Regions from separate parts of the Mus musculus genome. Here region 1 is linked to region 2. Evidence: chromatin loops called from intact Hi-C (ENCODE). Cell type or tissue: gastrocnemius. All regions are shown on one strand. Links, peaks and the distances in the headings refer to the core of each region. The heading gives the core; the rest is flanking DNA.

Region 1 (10,162 bases), core at 720-8,719, 49 kb before region 2:
CATCCAACGAGAGCTCCTTCTCCCTAGCTCCTTACATCATCTGTGCAAAATCCGTAAGGTTTTCCTGTAAGTATGGCTCCTGGAAACTATTTTTCATGAATTCTTCTTCAGAACCACAGTAAAGCTTAATATTTTTCAGATGTCACTCCTTCCAGCTGCACGAAATCAACAAAAGCCATCACACCATCTTCAAAGTCCTCCGAATTGCATCTTAAGTAAATCACTGGACCTCTATGTGAAATGGGTGGAGCTTCACTCTTGATGACTCAAATTTTACTGCTTTGGTTTTGTAAGTTTTCCAAAGTGGTTTTTTTTTTCATCTCAGTAAATGTGTTGTGTAATGATTGGAACCATAAATTTAAGCTGACATGATCGTTTCCTACAAGAACTATACTGGAAGTCCTGGTACTCTGTCAGAAAATCATGTGAACTGCACGGCGTGGTCTCAGACAACACTCATTAATAAGGAGCTTTTGCAAGCCGCTGCTTTAACCATATAGAAGCTTACTCGTGCCTGCGTTTTTACCAGGCACAAGATAAGTAGCTTCTCGTTCTAGAAATGACGTGATTTGTTTTACGAGTTTGTACCCAGTAGAGGATCAAGATACATCCAGCTCTGTGGTTCATTACTTCATTATTTTCTTCTCTTATAGGTAAGATATACAAACTTACAGCGCCTAACGGAAAAGCCTTATCAAAACACTGTTGCCTGAACATACTTCACTGAATTAACTAAATCATCTATAATAATTTCATTCATTAATTATTGAACGTCAAACTACCAAACAGAGAGTAGAGTGTGGTGACTCATACATAAAGTCACGAGGCCGAGGCAGGGGGACAGTGAGTTTGGGGCTAGCCTAAACTACACATCATACCCTGTCTTACCAAACCAAACCAAACAAACTATGAACTGAAGGATTATAACAAAATGACTATAAAGGAAACCAAAATCAAGACCATGTAAAGCCAAAGAACTCCAAAGCAGCACCGGTGAACAGTCTGTAGACGCGGAGGAGCTGGTACCTCTCCTGAAGCAGAGCCGCTACACTTCCCAGTGCCACCAAGACACACACTTCAAAAGTGGACCTCGATGAACTCTGCGGATCAGCTCAAGCTACAGAGCGAACACTGAAGATTATATCAGCTTTACCGACTCCCACAGTCACTGTTGATGCTCAGAGTGCTTCATCAACTGCTACAGCTGGACCAACTCATATACACCGCTGCAGTGTGGGTGTGGCTGGTCCCCAAGGCTTATGTGCTGGCAGCATGGTTCCTGATCTAGCTATGCTGAATGGTGGTGCATCTGTAAGAGGGAGGCCACAGGGCGCCACCCTCAGAATGGATGAGTACTGATCTCAGAGAGAAGGTGAGGTAGGGACACTGGGTAAGTTCCTATGAGAACCAGCAATGGGAACAAATAGCTCCGGGATATCTGCTCCATTTCCGGGCTAGTACACGCCCCGGCAGCACTTGACTTGCTCCCACCTGCATTTCCACCAAGCTGTGATAGCCAGGATACAGGTGTAAGCTGCCAGCAGAGTTGAGACAAGCAAATCTCTTCAGAAGGCACCCAGCCTTACTTACATACTCTCTCATAGCAATGGAAAGAGGGTAAAGACACAGATTAAAGAGCAGCCCAGGGCATGCAGTCATATTAATGAGACTTAATCTTAGTCTAAACATTATTCAAATATTGAGAATATTTTCCATTATGAAATACACTGGCGGGGAGGGTGATTTCTAGTTACTTTTGGAAAGTGAAAATACCCCCAAAAAGGACATTTCTATAAAACATAATCTAAGTAAGAAAAAATTATGATGAAGTTTTTTTTCCCTAGCAATGTTACTAATTTTAACATGCAGCTGGTAAAAATATCTGTTATCAGATACTGGTACCATCACTATTTACTGGTGGAATAACAGTATACTAGTCTCCCCACATCATAAAAAGTAAATTCTCAGTTGTATCGTGCCACTCTCTCAGCTTAACATTACCCAACAGTTCCCATTCAGAGAAAGTGAAGTCCTCCAGCTAGGCCCTGATCTCTCTGCATCCCTGGTTGGCTCCACCCCCAACACTTCCCCATCAGCAGCAGCTCAAATGCCCCTGCCTGCCTGGCCACACTGTGCCTTCCTCCCCTCACCTCTAGTACTTCTCCCAGCACAGCTGCATACACACTCACACACAGCCCACACCGGCCGATCAGCTCCGTGCGGATGTGTTTGTTCGAGGCTGTCTATCTGAGACCTGGCACGATGCCTGGCTGTGGAAGGTGCTGGATAAATATTTATTGAATAAATGAATGGGTGAATAAAAGATGAGGCTTTGTGCCTGTGTAACAGATCTGCCAGAAGTAAAACGGGACTTCTGATACTTCTAACCACATTATATTATCAGAGAATACCTGTATCATTCCAAGAGCAAATATGTACACACATACAGATTACACAAATAGAGATTATACCACAACAGCATGGGCTTGCCATCGGAATCTGCCTCAGCTTTAATGCGGGCGTTCATGGGCGACTAAGAGGCCCCAATCTCCCACTGACTTCACCATTGGCACCTTTGTTCTGCCCCAAACATAGAGACAGGGGGAAGACACAAGGACAAAGGGGTCAGGCCAGCCACCAGGTCACTGAAAGGCAGAAAGGAATAAACTGTAGGTCAGCACAAAGAGCAGAGGCAGGGACGAGGAAAGTCAGCAACATCAACAGGGCAGCAGGATGCAGTCATGTCTGATGCCATGGCCGGAAAGACACGGAAAGAATAATAAGGGTGCTTTAGGAGTTGGGAGGTCAGCTCCCCGACACTGCCTGTCCACCAGACGGCTGGCTTACAGACTCAGTTAAATACGTTCATAACTGAACGGAGCCCAGAAGCAGGAAGGCCAAGAGAGCAACTGTAGCAGAAGCGGCACCGTCACACAGACAATGGTGTGCATCTGAGAGGCCCCGGAGGGCAGAGCCTGTGCCTGAGGTCCTGGTCCCTGAAGGGCGGAAACAGATTCAACCCCCTTTCACATTACAAACAATATTCTGTATTTCCCAGTACAAAGCCCTTGAGACAGTGGTACAAAGGCAAGAAGGCTGCAACAGGCCAGTGTTTACGACCCCGCACTCCCACCACACACACCATGCCCCCGTTTCTCTCTCCCTTGGCCATGGCAAGGCCAAGCTGAGCCTACCAGATTCTCTCCTAAAGATGCATACCTTTAGTAGGAAAATGGGATGGTAAATTCAAGTCACTGCAGAGTGACGAACAGCCATGTTAATAACTTCCCTTGGGACATGCATTGTCTTCCAGCAGCATTGGGCTCTCAACGTATACCCTTTCTATCATGGTTTCTCTCCTTCTGTCCCTCCTATTTATTTCTTTAGCTAGAATTTGATTGTAACCAAAATACACTATGGTTTCTGCTTATTACTGTCCATTTGCTTAGCTTGCAAATGAGAATCTACCCAAGGCTCTGAGAAAATACTTTTTTTTCCATATTACAAAGAGGGTTGGGACCTGATGTGCCCAATTCTTAGTACTGTGGGTAATGTGTTTAAGTACAGACTCGCACAACTACTGAGAGATGAATGATTTTAAAATCTTGAAGCAAAATCTAAGCATGTAGGAAAAATAACGAAAGCTACAATGTTCAGTAAGAGAGTCCGGGACAGGAGAAGGAAGAGCCAGCCGCTGAGGCCGTACTCCTCCAGAGCCAGCTACAAGTCTGTCATATTTCATCACAGAATGAGCTTGGATAATCAAAGCAAAATCTCTATTAATGTGTGTGTGTGTGTGTGTGTGTGTGTGTGTGTGTGTGTGTGTGTGTGTGTGTGTGTTTCTTAGGGAGCAAACTCAGGGCCCTGCACACGCTAGGCAAGTCCTCTATCACTATGCTCCAGCCCCAGCTTTCTGTGGCTTTTGTCAGCCATTTGAATAACATGAAACTCCCGATTTCAAAAGGAAATAATGGGTGCAGGATGTGAAGCTCCCAAAGAATGAATAAAAATGTTACATTGAAAAAGAAGGAAATAACCAACAGCGCAGACCCAAAACAAGACAAGGAAGTTGTCTACGGCTCTACACAATTAAAAGGACCATATTTGTACTGCAAGAATACTTTTGGCACTCATCGTGTGCTCTCAAGCATGTCTCTTGTCTTCCTTCTTCAAACACTCTGACGCATCCTGCACAGGATCCTGTGCTCCATGCCCAGCAGATGGCGCTGTTTAGGGAGCTTGCAGGACCCGGGAAGGGAGGCAGGGCTGGTTGGGAGTCAACTGGAGGCCTTCCTATGTGTTCTGCTCCTTCCCAGTACCATCTCTGCCTCCTGGTTTCACCATATAGTAAAATGATGTTGTTGCAAGATCTACCCACCAGGGACCGAGCCACTTGGCCACTGTGCCTTCACTGCCACCATAACTGGCATCTCCTGAAACAGCCACAATCAACCAACGTGTCAGGCATTTTGTTGGGGGTCGGTTGGGGAAGGAACTAAGACAGACTGTTCTCGTGTCCTTGGCCACCCAAGAGCTTGCTGCTATTGCCTCTCTTCTGATTCTTCAGGTCCTGTTGAAGCCAGATTTACTATAAATGCCATGTCATCTCCCAGTCTTCACAGTTGCTCTCTGTAGCCAACCTTGCCCACTTGACACAACCCTTTTTGGTTCCTGTTGTCTTCTTTTTTGCTCATCTGTCACTATTAGCAGGCCACCAAAGCTCGTACATTCTATCAGAGCCTCTCTGAGGCCCTGTGTCAGGGACTCTTAACCAGCCAAGTGTTCACAGGCTGGTCACAGTTAACGCTCTGGGTGAACACTACACTTGACTCCAAGGAAGCGTAATGTTCTCTGAAGGCTGTTGTTCAGTAAAAACAGATCAGTGCTTGACTTGCCCAGATTGTTCAAAGCCATAATCACAAACACATCCAGAAACCCCATAAGAAACATTGCACATTAATACATTATTATAAAGGCAGGTGTTGTATAGTAAATAGTTGATTTCATTGAAAGAAAACTTGCCATAAGTTTAACACGTAAAACCAGTCATAGTGTAATATTAGTGTAATAACTTGCCAAACCAGATTGGAAACTGAAGATATTTCTCTTGCTTATGTATCAGAGGACACATGATTTAATCCTTTAAAATAATTAACATTTCATTTACTTCAAACTTTGTCTTAGGAACTGTCTTAATGCTGTGAAGAGACACCGTGACCAAGGCAACTTATAAAAATGCACTTGGTGGTCTGTTTACAGTTTGAGAGGGTTGCTAGTCCATGGCCATCATGGAGGAAGCTATCAGGCGCAACATGGGAGCAGCAGTTGAGAGCTTTAGATCCTGATCTGCAGGCAGCAACCACAGATGAGAAAACAGGCCTGGCATGAGTCTTTTGAAACCTCAAAGCCAACCCTCAGTGACACACCTCCTCCACACCTTCTAATCCTCCCTAAGCAGTACCACAACTGGGGACCAAGTTCAAATATATGAACCTAAGGGTGTTATTCTTATTCAAACCACAACAAACTTACTGGGGAGAAATAAGCACTGTGAACATACTATGCCACTTAGATCTGAGTGCTTCACATTGTGGTAATCACGCACACTCAATCCCCAGTAATGTGTAGACAGTGTAGCAACACGCTACATCAACTCACAGAAGGAAAATAACAGATCCTTGGGAAGTTTAGCTGCCGATCTAATGCAAAAATTCTTTAAGATAAAAAGCATCACAGAGCTTCCAAACACAGCTGTAACCTGATGAATGTTTCCTAAAACAAAACAGCAGATGGACTTCCGACGTCCCCTGCCCACCCCTCCCACCAGCCATCCTGCAATGTCCCCAGATATGTTTGAGCCTTGGGGAGTGGGAAGAGGGATGCTGTGGGGACCTAACGGGTCAAGGTCAAGATTGCTGCTAAACATCTCACAGGGCATAGCACAGCTCTCCACAAACATTCCCCAACCTCATGGACTTGAGACGCTCTGTCCTACATAAAAAAAAAAGTCAAGAGGAAATAGCAGCTGACAAGAAATATGGGCATCACCATTTGCCTCAACCACATACCTTGGACGCCTGTGGTGTGGAGACCATGTGGATTGTGCTGGGTTTGACACCACTGGCGTAGGTCCGCTTATAGAGGGCAAATCTGCTTTTCCTCCTGCCCCTGTCACCATTAGGTAAAGCACCATTGTACCTAAAGTAGAGACAACAAAAGCGTTCAGTTGCTTGTAAGTTTTAAAAGCATTAGGTGTGAGCATTAGTGCAAGAGGGCAGGAATAGCCAGAAAGCTGCTCACTGAGCCCCCACAGGAGGAGAGGGTTGTGAGCAGACTTCAGCTGCAATAAAGCCCAAATCGCTTCCAGAGACTTCATTTAAGAGTGATGGACACGCAATTATAGGTTTCCTATTCTATAAAGATGGACTCTTTAAATCTTCCTCCGAAGAGACAAGGGTCTAACTAAGCAAATGAGCATCCTGTAGAGGCTGTATGAACGCTGGCTGGATTCAGCTAGAGCCATTCTAACAGACCTCAGAAAAACACTTGAGAAATATTTTAAATGAACTAGTTAGGAAAGAGTATGCTAATTAAGCCTCATCTCTTACTTTCAAATCATGTTAATGCTTTCTGTAAGATCTTTATTCGCAAAAACACTAAATTTAGTTACTTTCTTCAGAGTTTTGAATCCTGTATGCATTCTCATTTGTTTGAATCCTATACGGCTAGGTTAACAGAAAAAAAAATACAACTTGTACAAATTATACATGAGTTTTACCCAGCTCTAAAAAAAAACTTGGAAAGTAAACAAGTCCTGAGGTAGACTGCTTATATTTATTTAGCTAATGCCAGAGTTTCAAGGAATTTGGGATTACAGCTGACAATTTGGTTTCAACTGCGTGCACTAACCATGGCTTAACTACTAATCTCTGAATGTTTTAACCAGCATCCCATGTGGCCATGAGCATTTGACTAAGACTCTTTGCTGGCACCATGGCAGAACTTCCTCCCAAGAGAAGATGTGGAAGAGAATCGTATAAAATTTACTAGGATAAACACAGCTGCTCTTAGGCCCTCTGAGAACAGCAAAGAGAAGGGCCACAGGTCTGGGGGCCTGTGCCTACTCTGTCTTACCCAATAGACCCTTGGCTTGACTCCTCCCACTTTGTACAGAAGAGAGGTGTGGTGGAGGTGTAGGGTAAGGCCCCTGGGAACTGAGCACGTTGGAACAAAGGGGTCTGGGTGTGTTTATAAGGGCTGAGCCAATGGCCCTACCAGACAGGGGTTTTACATCACCCCGAAGATATTAGTCCTGTGCCTGTCATCTGTTTCCATGCCCACCCCAGCAGAATTCCAGCTACCCAAGGATGTCTCCATGCTAAAGGAAAAATTGTTTCAAGTCTTAGGAGTCTCTTTTTCCCTCAAGCAAGATTTATTTAAAAAAAAAAAATGTACATTTTGCCTAAGTCTGCAATCACTAGTATCAAGTACTCACAAGTAAACAATCACCATAGACTTACTTGAATATATTCTGATGCCACTTAACTCGGGATTAGCAGCATATATATATATATATATATACATATATATATATATATATATATATATATGGAAATACGTAAACCAATTAAAGGCAAGATAGTCAACAAGTTGGAGAGGTGTTTTCACTGCTATGGAGGAGACAAACTATGAGGTCTGTCAAGGTTTCTCATGTCATACAGTGTCCTCACTGGGACACTCCCAGTCAGGGGCGCCCAGCCTGGGCACTGTGCCACAGGCAGTGTGGCTCTCTGCTCAAAACTGCATTCCCTTCTTCCAAACCCGGCCCTCCCCTCCCAGTACCACTCCCTGGCTGGGTAAGATGGGACTGCCAGCATCTTCCTCTGTCCCTATCCCCCTTACATCTAGTCCAATTCGGTCAACAACATCCTCGTCCTAGGACACGTAAAACCGGGGCAAGGGACAACTAACCATTTTCGGTGAGAGGCCCGAGCAACACAGACACAGAGCTGTGGGAAAGTCACATTCTGGCTAAAGCAAAAAGCAGGGGGAAACAGACTCCATAAGAGCTGTTATGGACTCTGATGCTCTTCTAACCCTCAATTCATGAGAGGCCGTTTCACAGCCTCAAAGCTCCATTCAGCACAAAGGGAAGGGGTCAGAAATGCCAGCACATGCAGAAACAATTTAACTTATACTGCCTGGGTTCGTGCATAGATGCACAGATACTGAGGTTAAACAAATACAGCAATGCATGCATAGACTGCCTTCTTATTGCATCCAGACAATGAATGGCAAGTGCAAAGTCCTAGTGGAAGCAAGACAGTGAAGGGCAAGCAATGGCAAGAGATAAGTCGAGTTTCTCATCAGATTAAGTGCCTCAGCCTACACTCAGTGTTTATCAGCATCCTGCCTTCACAAGAAGCAAACGCAGTGGGGTTAGAAACACATGGGACGGGCTGTCGAGATGGCTCAGTGGTTAAGAGCGCCGACTGCTCTTCCGAAGGGTCCCGAGTTCAAATCCCAGCAACCACATGGTGGTTCACAACCATCCCTAACGAAATCTGATGCCCTCTTCTGGAGTATCTGAGGACAGATATAGTGTACTTACATATAATAAATAAATAAATCTTAAAAAAAAAAAGAAGAAGAAGAAGAAACACACAGAACAAGGGAAAGCACTCTGGAGTTGTCGTGAATCCAAGCCAGAGATTAGAGGTAGAACACACACAGAGAAAGAAGATTCATCGAGCCCCAAGTTCTGAGTTCCATTAGGGTAAAGGCTGTGGGAAGGAGGGAAGAGCAGACAGGGTGAGACTGCAAGAGCAGGGTACTGCAGGAGAAGTACCTGGGTAACAAGGAGTCTGGGAGGATATGCTCAGTTAGTGTGACAGGACCAACGAAGTACACAAGGAAGGTACACAGGTCAGCAGGAGCTCACATGGGCCGTGCAAGGGATCGGTGCAGAGCACTGTCCCTGCCTGAGGGGCAGGGAGGAGATGGATGCTGCCTCCCCCAAAAAGATACGAGCACATCCTGGAGTCTGTGCATGGACCTTTCAGAAAAAGGCCAAGGCTCTCAAGATGAAGTCGTGTTAAACGGTTAGTGCGACCTAATTCTAATAACAAGCACCTTTAAGAGGCACTCTGAGACAGAGGAAGGGACCACGCAAAGATGGAGGGGGGCCCATAATACACAAGCACACTCAGGAATTCCTGAAGCCACCTAGAGCCGGAAGAAACCAGGAAGGCTCTTCCCTGGAGCCATCAGAGGGCACAGGGTCCCGCCCACACCTTGATCTCAGCCTTAAGCCTGCCAGGACTGTGAAAATGTAAACACCTGTTGTTCTAAGCTATCGAGTAGGTGTTCATTTGTTATATGAGCCCAGGAAATTCCACAGGCTGGATCAAAGCAAAATGGTGAGAATGGGCCAGGGCATGATAAAGATGTGGCATTAAAAAAAAAAAAATCAGCGTCACTGGAAATCTTATGAAAATACAGAAAGCTACACTCCAGACATTCTAATGCAGTACACGGCTCCAGGTCCACAGGACCTGTGTGACACTCCACGGGATGTACTTGTGTAGGAGGAAAATTCAAAACAATTCAACAGTATGGACATAGAAAGGAAAATTCGGAGAGGTTCTGGCCTGGCCAGGGTGAGGGCACTTCTAAAACCAGTACTGGAGTTACAGACGACAAGCAGAGGACAGCTGCCACGGGTCCTGTTGGATATTCACATCTCTCCGGCGCTGGAAAGGCTTTCCCTAGGAGGACTCCTTTGTAAACTTTGTATACTTTGTAAACTTTATTATCCCTCAAGGCAGGAAAGTATCCAGCCCCCACCCCTCCACCCCTCCACCCCCACCCTAACCCACACACAAGCTCCGGCAGCCAGGTCCCTCCCCAAGACCTCCCTAACTGTCCTAATGGCGTTTCCAGCCTCTGTAAGTATTATAAAGGTCAACTCTAGCCCCTCAACAGGACCCTCCTGAGATTACACTAATTTTATGTGAAAAGTGTGAACAAAAGCCACCAATCCCTGAATAGGTAAACCCACCAATCGCTGAGCTCCCCCAAATCCAGGACTTGAAATCCTACCAATCCTCACCCAGGAAATCTGCATGATAAAAGCCCCCCCACCCCCAATGCACACACACAC
Region 2 (10,162 bases), core at 696-8,695:
CCTGTGTGCACCACTATGTTCTGCTTACACCTCTATTTCTGTATTAAGACATTAAGTAACAAATAGGCAGCAGGTCTCTGTGTTGCCTATTCTGAGTGAAACAGTAGATTTCGGGTGGAGGACTGTAACAAACAGGGTTTTTCCCCATCCAACTCTGTGGATTCCCTGAACTCTACATACAGCCCCCAGATGAAGAGCCTGTGAGTGAAAGTGCTGCAAGCCTGTTCTGTGTCACATCAAATCAGAGCCGAGGCCCTGCAGAATAAATTACCCACTCAACTCTGAGTCGAGGGAAACCAAGGGAATAGGCAAGGTAGTTTTTCCCTCCAAAAACCACGATGGGCCATTAGTTGGCAAAGAGCAGCATGCTTCAAAATGAATTCAGAAGGGAGCTCTGAGGCCCTGCAGCACAGCTGGAGTCAGCCTCCAGCAGAAAGCCATGAAACTGACCCAACCCAGAAAGAACACATAAGGAGCTCTGGTTTCTTTGTGAAGGGCTATATAATATACCTCTTAGACCCCCACCCCTCCTGAGCTCCACTACCAGATTAAGCCTCTTTCTGCTATTTGTCTCAGTCTGCTTAACTTCAAAACATGATTTCTTCCCTAAATATGTAATTACACGTATTTACTTTGGGGGGGAGGGGGGAGGGAGCCAGAGGCCAGCATAAGACTTCTTTCCTCTGTCACTCTTCACTTTAATTTTTGAGACGGATTGCTCACTGAATTTGGAGCTGGCCACTTGGACTAGACTGGCCAGCCTGGGAGCCCCGGGGATCCACATGTCTCTGCCTCCCCAGCACTGTGGTTACAGATGCGATCGCATACCTTTTACACAGGTCCACATGCTGGTACAGCAAGCAAGCACTTATTCACTGAACTACCTCCCCCACCCCAGCCCGGTGCTGATTGCTTTTCTGCTATCATGACCATGGATGGATGTGTGCCCATGGGAGTTCTAGCACCATCACTTTAAGACTCATGAAAATCAACAAATATCAAGCTATCTAGAATTGGTTAACTGTGTGTGTTCCACATTTGAGCAAATGAACAGAACAACAGAACAGACCCCCAGAGAGGCTCCTTGGAGACTATTTTGATAGGGCTGAAGAAACAGAGAGGAAGGAACTAAATCAAAAATCACCGAGCCAGTGGGTCAGGAAAAAAGAAAACAAAAAAAAAAAAAACAAAAAGAAAAGAAAAATCACGAGCCTTTAATCAGGGCTCCACTACCTTGAACAGCTTTTAAACCCCAAACCACTTCCCCAACTTTAAAGTGATAGCCAAATTAATACTTCTCAGCTAAAAGGAGCGAACGAGCCAATCATTTCTCCAGCTTCAATTAAGCAGTGGACACAATAAGGACTTGGGACTATGACACGGTAACTGGTTAGAATTAACAAATAATTTAAACTCCACTAACTGGACAGAAAGTGACAACCCCACTACAATCCCACATGGCATTCTCTCCTACTATGCAACCTATGACAAGAATCACCCGTACTTAGATCATCGAGGCCTGAATCAACTTTACAGTTTGCTATCCAAACTTCCTATGTGACATTTTACCATGTGATTCAGAACACAGAAGAAAGGACAATCACCCAGCAGTTAAAATAAAGTCACTGTACTTTCCAATGAAACAAAATAAATATTTTAACAATATCAGAGGCAGTGAGCAGCTTTAGCCTCAAGAATAATTTCATCAAGAAAATTTCCTAGACAGTCTATGCTCACCAATATTGATGTCCCAAAGGACCAGGCATGCACAGTAATGGCACTTTTTTTTTTTTCATTGAAATGCACTTGCTATTTTAAAGGGGACAACATGCTCTCAAGTCCAGTGGGCAGAACTGTGTAAGACTTAGTGAAAATCTAACTAGTTCACTACTTTCCAGGTACTCTTTAGTGTGCTCAATGTTGCAAGAGTCAGAAATCTGAAAGAAAGAAGGGGAGGGGGCAGCAGCCACAATTCAGGCGTACACAAAACCATCTGCTACTCCCATTTTTCTTCCTTAAAGGTCTTCCTTAAGCTGGCAAGAAGCAACATCTCCCCCCCAGCCCCCCACCACGGCAGGGCTCCACTGTTAACCAACTTCAGTTGAAGAAGTGACAACACCAAACATCATTTGCTACTTACTTACTCGGGTTTCTACTTATGTCTTGTTCTACATTAAAATGGAAGTGTTCTGTGGCTACTGGATGATACCCAATGTCCAAACAGTGTTGCCATGTGGTAGCACAGGTAACTGCCCTGCCTGCCTCCAGCTACTAGGTTAGAAACACTAAGCCATCATGGATCCAGGAAAAGCTTTAGTGAAGGATGAAGCAGGTGCTACAGGCAACGGTGTTTACAGAGACACTAAATTACAACTGTCCAGGGTGTAAATTCTTTTCCTGGCTTTGGAGTGTCCTAAACTTTTAGCTATGAACACAAACCTCTCCGGGTTTATTCCACACTGCTCCGAAACGTCTCAACAGATTGCCTCAAAAGGAAATAATGAAATGGCTCTGGCGTAAGTTAATCTTCTTTGTCAAATTCACAGTGTTAAGCATACTCTGAAGCCAGCCACATAAACAAAACCAAACTCCACAAAATTAGGCTGAGCTGAAGTTACATAAGACAGACTAAACTGTGGCTTCCCCCCACCCACCTCCCCACCCCTCCTCTTCCCAGCGAACTCTGACATCTGTCTCTTAAGTGCATGCAATTCCCATGCAGGTGCGGAAGGCGCTCATCTGCTGAGCTTCCAAATAAGCAGTGATCTTTCCAGTACTACCTTCCCCCCCCCACACACACACACAGAAAGGCTTGCAACAAACTGAAGGCTAGGAAACTTTAGATGAGTCTTTAAAAAAAAATTAAGTCGGCACTTACTTCAAGGTAGTAATCAAAACACGTTTCTCAAAGTTCCCAGAGCCTCTGCTTAGGGGTGAGGAGGGGGGCTTCCTCGCGTGCCTCTAAGCCCACCCATCAACACCCGCGTGGGTCTGAATACAGATCTTTCAACAGAGGACAAAAGCGCGGGTTCCCTGGAGCGGCACATCCAAAGGGAAACCAATCCTTTCCCTGCAGCACTACCCAAGTTGCTCCAGCTCCAAGAGTTTCCTGCACTTTCCACCTCCCCCCACCCACACCCTTTTCATTGCCCACTTTACCCTGCTTTAATCCTGCGAAGCCTCCCTCCTGGTTTATTAAGGGTAAACAATAGAAAATGTCACACGGAAACTCAGGAAGTAGATGAAGTCTCTAATTGCTGCCGTTTTAACGATTGTAGATAATTACTATCTTCAAAATGTGATTTTCACCAGCGGAGTGGGAGCCGAGGAGGGCAGGGTGGCGAGCTCCCCGCCGCTGGCAGGGCATCGGCAAGGCCGGGGCCCGAGGGGTGCAGGAGCCCGAGGGGTAAGGAGATCAAGGGGTGCGGAGACTCGAGAATGGAAACCCGGGAGATCCGGGAACCGTTGTTGAGAGGACCCGGGAAAACCAGGACCCGGTCCAGGCCCTCGGCCGAGCTCACTCCCGGCGCAAAAAGCGGAGGCCAACCAGCGGCCCGGGTCACAGACTGGAACAATGCGTAACCCCCGCGGACTGGGCTCTGGGCTCGGAGACAGGGCTCCGCGTTCGCGGTCGTCGGGAAAGAGAAGTCCCCAGTAGCCACTGGCTCCGGGCTTCACCGAGCGACCCCGCGTGGTGCAGGAGCGCCCTCCGGGCCGCGGCAACGAGCACCCCGGGGACCCGGGCCCTCAGGAGCGCATCCCTCTCCCTCCGCGACGCCCCGCCGCCCGCGTCCCCAACTCACCCCAGGACCACCAGCTCCCCGTATTTCACCGGCTCCTTGTTGGGGGCGCTGGGTTCCTCCTGGCCCGGGGAAAACATGGAGCCGCGCTCGGCCGCCGCCGCTGCCGCCTCCGCCGCGATCCCCGCCGAGTCCGCGCCGCCACTACACTCCCATCCCGAAAACGGGGTGAGCGCGCCGGGGAACGGCACGGCGGCGAACGGGGCGCTGGGCGGCCAGTCCCGCGGCTGCTCCGTCGTGGCTGTGCGCGTCGCCCGCCGGCTTCCCCGGAGCTATCCGTACGTTGGCCGCTACGAGCGGGACCCGGCACGGAAAGCGAGCGGCGACCAGAGCCCCGCGGGAGGAGGAGCGCGCGCCGCCGGGGGGCTGAGCGGGCTGGGCAGGTGGGACGGCCGCGCCGCCGCCCGCGTCTCCGCGCTCCCGCGGCCCCCGCCCGCCCGCCCGCCAGCCCCCGCGGCCCGCGAGCGCCCCGTGTTATGTAAACATAGAGTAAAGGGGAAGGCAAGCCCTTAAAGGGGCAGCTCTGTTTTTCTCCTCTCTTCCTCCGAAAAGTTGGAGCGTGGGGGTCTTCGTCCTCAGCCCGGGGATCCGGACCCCGCTTGCGTGAAAGCCAAGCATACTGCCCACCCCCCACCTCCGAGCTCACCATGCTGAGCGCACTGATCTGGGGGTGTCTGCTTTCAAAGCCAAGCCCTTGAGAGGGGGGCTTAAAAAGAGAAAGAATCTGCCCATGGGGGGGGCGCTAATTGAAGGGCTCCCCACCATTTCATGTATCAAGAGAAAGGAGAAAGAACGTGGGGGGGGGGTGAGAAAAGAGAGAGAGAGATGGAGGGAGGAGAGGGAAAGGGGAAAAAGAAAAGTTAAAAGTTACTTTTAATCCCTTATTCACATCTCTGTCCCTTCTTTCAACCCCCTGGGGAATTTAAAAGGAAATTACCTAGGTGGATTTTTTTTTTTTAAATGAAGACAAATGTTCCTTTATTTCCATGGATTAATCAAGGCACTGTTTGTATTTTATGCTTTCTTATGGTGCTGTGTCTTTAAAATATTGTAGGCTGTGATAGTTTTACTGACTGCTGTTTTTCATCATAGAGGAATTTATTATTCTAGCATTTATTAAGCCCTTGCAACATGCTAGAGACGCTACATATTATTGCCTGTCACTGCCTTTCCAGACTGTTAAATATTTAAAGAAATAAATACTGCAAAAGCTACCCAATGTATAAACATCGAGAGTGTGTGTGTGTGTGTGCCCGCGCGCGCGCGCGCGCGCACACACACACACACACACACACACACACACACACACATACACACACGTTTAGGCTATGACTCTAAGTAAGGAGTTAAAAAAGAAATAATTGCATGAGTAACCTTCCATTCTACTGCTCAGCGCCGTGCATGTATCGCTCTCTGACAGGCTATTACTGTAGTGACATGATGCTTTCTGTAATTTTACTTCAGTTAGTAACTGGCTTTTCTTCTTTTAATTGAGGCTTTGGAGATAAATTACTCCAGAATAACAAAAGCCACACTATTGATGAGCCAAAAATAAACTTTATTAGACGATTACCTTATTTCCGCTAATTACAGAAAGTCTATTCTTAGACTAAAGACAACTAGCTATCCGGCTTATTGTACAAATCCTCTGTACTTTTCTCTGTTATGAAAATGTAAAGGTTTAACCAGCAGCCCTTTTTTAGAGAGTTGAGCTCTTTCTCTTCATATGGTGTTGGTAGATTTCTGTATGACGGAGTGTAGTTTTCCTTACTCCCTAGTCCCACTTACTATATCCACTATGCGACTGTCAACAACCCTTTGAATCCCGTCACAGTTACCCATCTCCCTTAATTATAGTACCTCGCTCTGGCATGCGAACTTCCCCCAGTCTGCTCTATTGCTGCTACTGATCTCTAGGCTACAATTACCCCCTTCTCTCCTGGCATGCTGTGCTTTTGTGCTTGCATTACACTGTTCTGGCTCCATTTCTTCCTTGCTGCGCTCTGCATCTGCTGTTAGGGGGATGGAAACAAATATTTATTAACCTCCTTCTAAGTTCCAAACACTAGACTGGGTGCTTCCCATAAGCTGTCCCAGGCTTTGGCAGAGACACTCCATTGCTGGTCAGCTGGTCCAGACACCTCTGCCCTCCACCTGCGAGGGGGGTGGGGGCGCTTCTTTCTCTTCTCTCCCAGCATGCCTTGGGCATGTTGATGGTGTTTAATCGAGTTTGTCTTTATGAAAGTTACTTACAGGTAGTTCTGCTTTCTCTGAGTTTTTATATCTGTGGAGGCTTTGATCTTAGGCAGCTCAGGACTTGTAAGTGTATCGTTTCTGTCAATCACTGTTAGCCTTGCAACCCGGCAGACTGGGAAATCAGTCTGTTGAGGGCCTACAGGAATGCATGCATAGGACCACAGTCGAGGGAATCTGAATGAACAAATGGACCAAATAGGGACTGGTGGCACATCGGTGGTCCTGTGGGCTCTAAAGAGACACTCATCTCTACCTAATTATTGTCCCCTGAGAATGATTGCTCACTCTTACGTATGAAATCAATTTTAAAGTCCCCAATCCTGATTATGCATAAGCTTCTAATATTAAACTATCAGAAATGCATTTGAGCTTTTTGGACTTGTGAGCATAATATCGTTTAATTGTTTGGCTGCCCTTTATATGCAGTGTGGACCCATTGAAACTATAACCACTTTCTAAGTGGTTCCCAAATCCCCCAAGTCTGCTTTTGCTGATTTTAAGGGACGGCCAGATGAGTGAAAATAAATGAATACATCTCAAACGAGATCGAACAGCAGAGCTGTGAGTTTGTGGTGAACTTGACTTGCTCAGAGTCTATGGTCAGCTTTCATCTCTCTCTTCCTGTCCCTTACCTGGCCCGTCCTCTGCTTACAGCGTCAACCAGGAAGAATGTAATCACCTCCATTCCAACTAACACCAGGATTCTGACTGTAACAGGAACGTATCCCCTTCTGAATAATTGTTTTATTAGCTCCAGGCTGGTGGGACAATCTGGCTGTGCCATCTGCCAATCCACTGAGAACCAGGGTGGGGTTGGCTGTCCTTGCTACCCCTCACCAGCCCCTTCTCTTCCCTCCCTGCTGTCTGTCATGCATGTCCCCAAACCACTCCACGAGCCATGTTTTCTGAAAGAGCCCAATATGTACCGGTTTCTCTCCCTGATAGATCTACCTCTTTTGCTTTCAAAGTAGAAGCTTCAGCCAAATGGTCTATGTTTGCTTTGACATACTTTAAATAAAACCAACCATATTTCTAGGATGAAGAGTTTAACTTTTGATCACACCATATTTATGTTTACAACGTCTAAGGGACAAGTATGCGCTTTGAAAAATACATGTTTGGACAATACATGGTTTTGTGTGTGTGAGACATCAGACATTTGACTTTTACACTATACCCTCAGCTGTAGGCATCATGTGTCTTCTTTGCCAGGCATACAGAAAATGTGAGAAAAAAGAAATTTTGAAGGCCATTTTAAAAATCACCCATAAACTTGACTAGGAATAACCCTATTTATTATGATGTATGTTTCCTCCTTAAAACTTATTTTTACATCTTTATTTATTGATCGTGGGGGGGTGGGGGGGGGACGTACATCCTGAACATGTTTCCGGTCATTTGGTAGCAAGTTTGCATACCAAACTGCAGCCCCCCCTTTGTGTTCTAATTGGTTCCCTTTCCTCCTTCTGGTTTGCTTTCGTTTGTTTTGTTTTGTATTTGACATTACTCTAAAGAACTTATTATCCTACTTTTTCCTCATTTAATATCGTATTCTGAGTGGTTCTTTTACTACACGCTCATGATAATCTGGGAGGTGGGGTTGAGCAAAAGTATCAACATCTATTAATCATTCCTCCTTAATAGAATATATTTCAAATTATTTGCTCTGAGAAAGGTATTTGTATCTGTTACTATTTCACTGAAATGGATTCTACAAATAACTACTATATCAAAGGATGTAAACATTCGAAAGACCTTTTGATGTATACTTCCAATGTGTTTTTTGAAATGATCAGGGTCTGCCAATTCACGCTGCAGCCCAGAGTAAAAGGAGAGCCTGCCTCAGGGAATGCTGGGCAGCATCGTTAAATCCTCACTAACTTGATGGGTCATCTTTTTTTATTTGTATTTCTGTGATTACCATTCTGAAGAGTGTCCACTTTTACTTGTATTGTGTAGCAAGAAACACACACGGTGAGACATACCTCCTTGCACTGCTAAGCACACACGGCATGATTGTGCTATTGATTACAAGCAGTGTTCTACCACAGGTTTCCAGAATCTTTCCATCATGCATGACTGACTGGGTTTTTACACCCATTGGGCAGCAGCTTTCTTCTCTTCCCTCCTTCCATAGCTGCTGCTCCACTTCTGGCTTTGATGAACTGATTGCTTTAGATATATCCTGTAAGTGAATCACACCGTAGTTTCCCTCCTGTGACTTGTTTACTATATGTGTCATAATGATCCCGAGACTCATCCATATTGTGGAATGTGATAAGATTTCCTCATCTGGGGCTAAATATTCTATTTTCTTTGCCCATTCCTCATTGATGGACACTGAAGATGGACAATTGATGAACAGTATAGCTAACGCTGCAGTCACTGGGGAAGTTCAAATGTCTCACAAAGATCTTGAGTTTAACTCTTTTTAATAAGTAGACATGGGTTTCTTGGCTCAGGCATCAGTTTTGGAATGGTTTGCCTGTTTTGAGAAGCCACACCATTTTATCTTCCTACCAATATCGTGACTGGGTCCCCATGTCTCCCCATTCCCACCAACACTTACCTCTTGCTTTGTTTTCTTTTCTTTTGTGAAGTGGTCCTAACAAGTATGAGGTGATGTGCGTCCTGATTTCAACTGAAACTCACTGATCCTAGGCATTTATTTTTTGCTCTATCTGTTGATGTCTGGAGATATGTGGACTTTGAGTAAATGTTGACTTAAATCTTAGTCCATTTTCAGTTGGGTTATTTGACTGGGTTTGATGGGCCGTGTTTTGTGTCTTGTTTTTGAAGGAGAGGCATTCTTTATCCATTTTAGATATTAACCTCTGGCCAGATACTCTATTTGCAAACATTTTCTCTCAGAATCGTGGTGAATGGTTGATTGGCTGAGTGTTTCCGTCTGATGCACCCTACCTGCCAGTGTGGCTTTCCTGCCTGTCCTTTTGTCACAGCCAAGAAACAAGGTGAACCCCTCTAAATCCTTCCCACATCCTCTCATATTCTCAGTGTGAGGTCTTGGCAATTTTTGTTCATTTTTTGAAATAGGGTCTCATTTTGTAGCCCTGGCTGGCCTTGAACACACAGAGAATTCCTCTGCCTCCTCAATGCTGGGATTAAAGGTGTGTGACACTGAGTCCCCTGCGCGGCGTGTTCTGAGTGTGAGAAATAAAACCCGGAGCTGTGCACATGTCAGGCAAGTATACCATCCCTGAGATACTGCTTAGCCCTTCTGTTGAAGGTCTTATGTTTAAATATCTTGTATCCATTTTGTTGGTTCTGTAAATGCTGTAAGATGAAGACCCAATTTCATTTCTTTGTGTGTGGACTTATAACTGATCCAATGCCATTTGTTAAAGAAATAATCCTTGGCTTTTGCCTGTCTTGGCACATTTGTCAAAAATTAGTTGACCATATGCATTATGTATTCTTGTGTTTTCAGTTGCTATAATAAAAGATCTGAGACTGGATAATTTGGAGAGAGGAGAGAAGGGGGAGATGAAGGGAAGAAGGGAAGAGGAAATAAAGGAGAGAGGGGAGAAAGACAGAGAGAGAAACAGGGGGAGGGAGAGAAACAGAGACAGAGGGATTGAGAGATTTTGCTCGCTGTTCCAAAGATTCAATACAAAAGCAAGTTTTGCTTGGCTATAATGAGTTTCCTGGTAGATGGCATCATGGCACAATGACAGGAACATAAGAGGCAGAGATCATACAACGAGGCAGGAAGACAGATAATAGGGAAAAGCCAGTTTTAATTTTTTTCTAACAACACCCTCTTATGAGAACTAATGCACTCTGCAATGTCAATTCATTAGCCAACGTTCCATGACTGTAACCAAACTATCAGAGATGAATAAATTCAGAGGAAGAACTGTTTGTGTTGGCTCACGGGTGTAGAGGTCTGAATGCATGATTGCTTGTCTCTGTTGCTTTGGGGGCCTGTACTGAGGCGGAGTATCATGACGGGGACACATGGTCAGGCAGAGGTAAGCTTGTTATGGTGGCTGGAAAATGACAGGGGTGGAGGCTATGGCCCCCAACCCCCTTTCAAGGGCATACACGCCCCAGGGGACTGTCGCCAGACTCTACCTCCTAAAGCT

The links. A loop is a pair of places that touch in the nucleus more often than their neighbours do. Peaks named below come from ENCODE experiments on the same cell type or tissue, not always from the same donor. Only the 100,000 strongest peaks of a DNase experiment are listed, where the experiment ranks them.
Region 1: a loop joins it to region 2, with 2.2 times the contacts of the local background. A loop is called at or near these places in 4 of 42 quality-filtered maps.

The regions. Positions count from the first base shown.
Region 1 is chr14:48,164,233-48,174,394 of GRCm38, reverse strand. It overlaps Peli2 (pellino 2), which reads right to left. Exons shown (of 6, transcript NM_033602.2): 2 at 6,069-6,198. Among named protein-coding and RNA genes, the nearest start is that of Gm52144, 37 kb to the left of the region's middle. In gastrocnemius, for the core only: a CTCF peak has its summit at 4,218 (motif pointing right); DNase peaks (open chromatin) are centred at 2,191, 4,234 and 7,777.
Region 2 is chr14:48,114,875-48,125,036 of GRCm38, reverse strand. Peli2 (pellino 2) reads right to left here and starts at 4,168. Exons shown (of 6, transcript NM_033602.2): 1 at 3,804-4,168. The coding sequence starts at 3,880. In gastrocnemius, for the core only: a CTCF peak has its summit at 3,700; DNase peaks (open chromatin) are centred at 3,634, 4,196, 5,835, 6,848 and 2 more places; H3K4me3 peaks cover 4,141 bases; H3K27ac peaks cover 4,588 bases.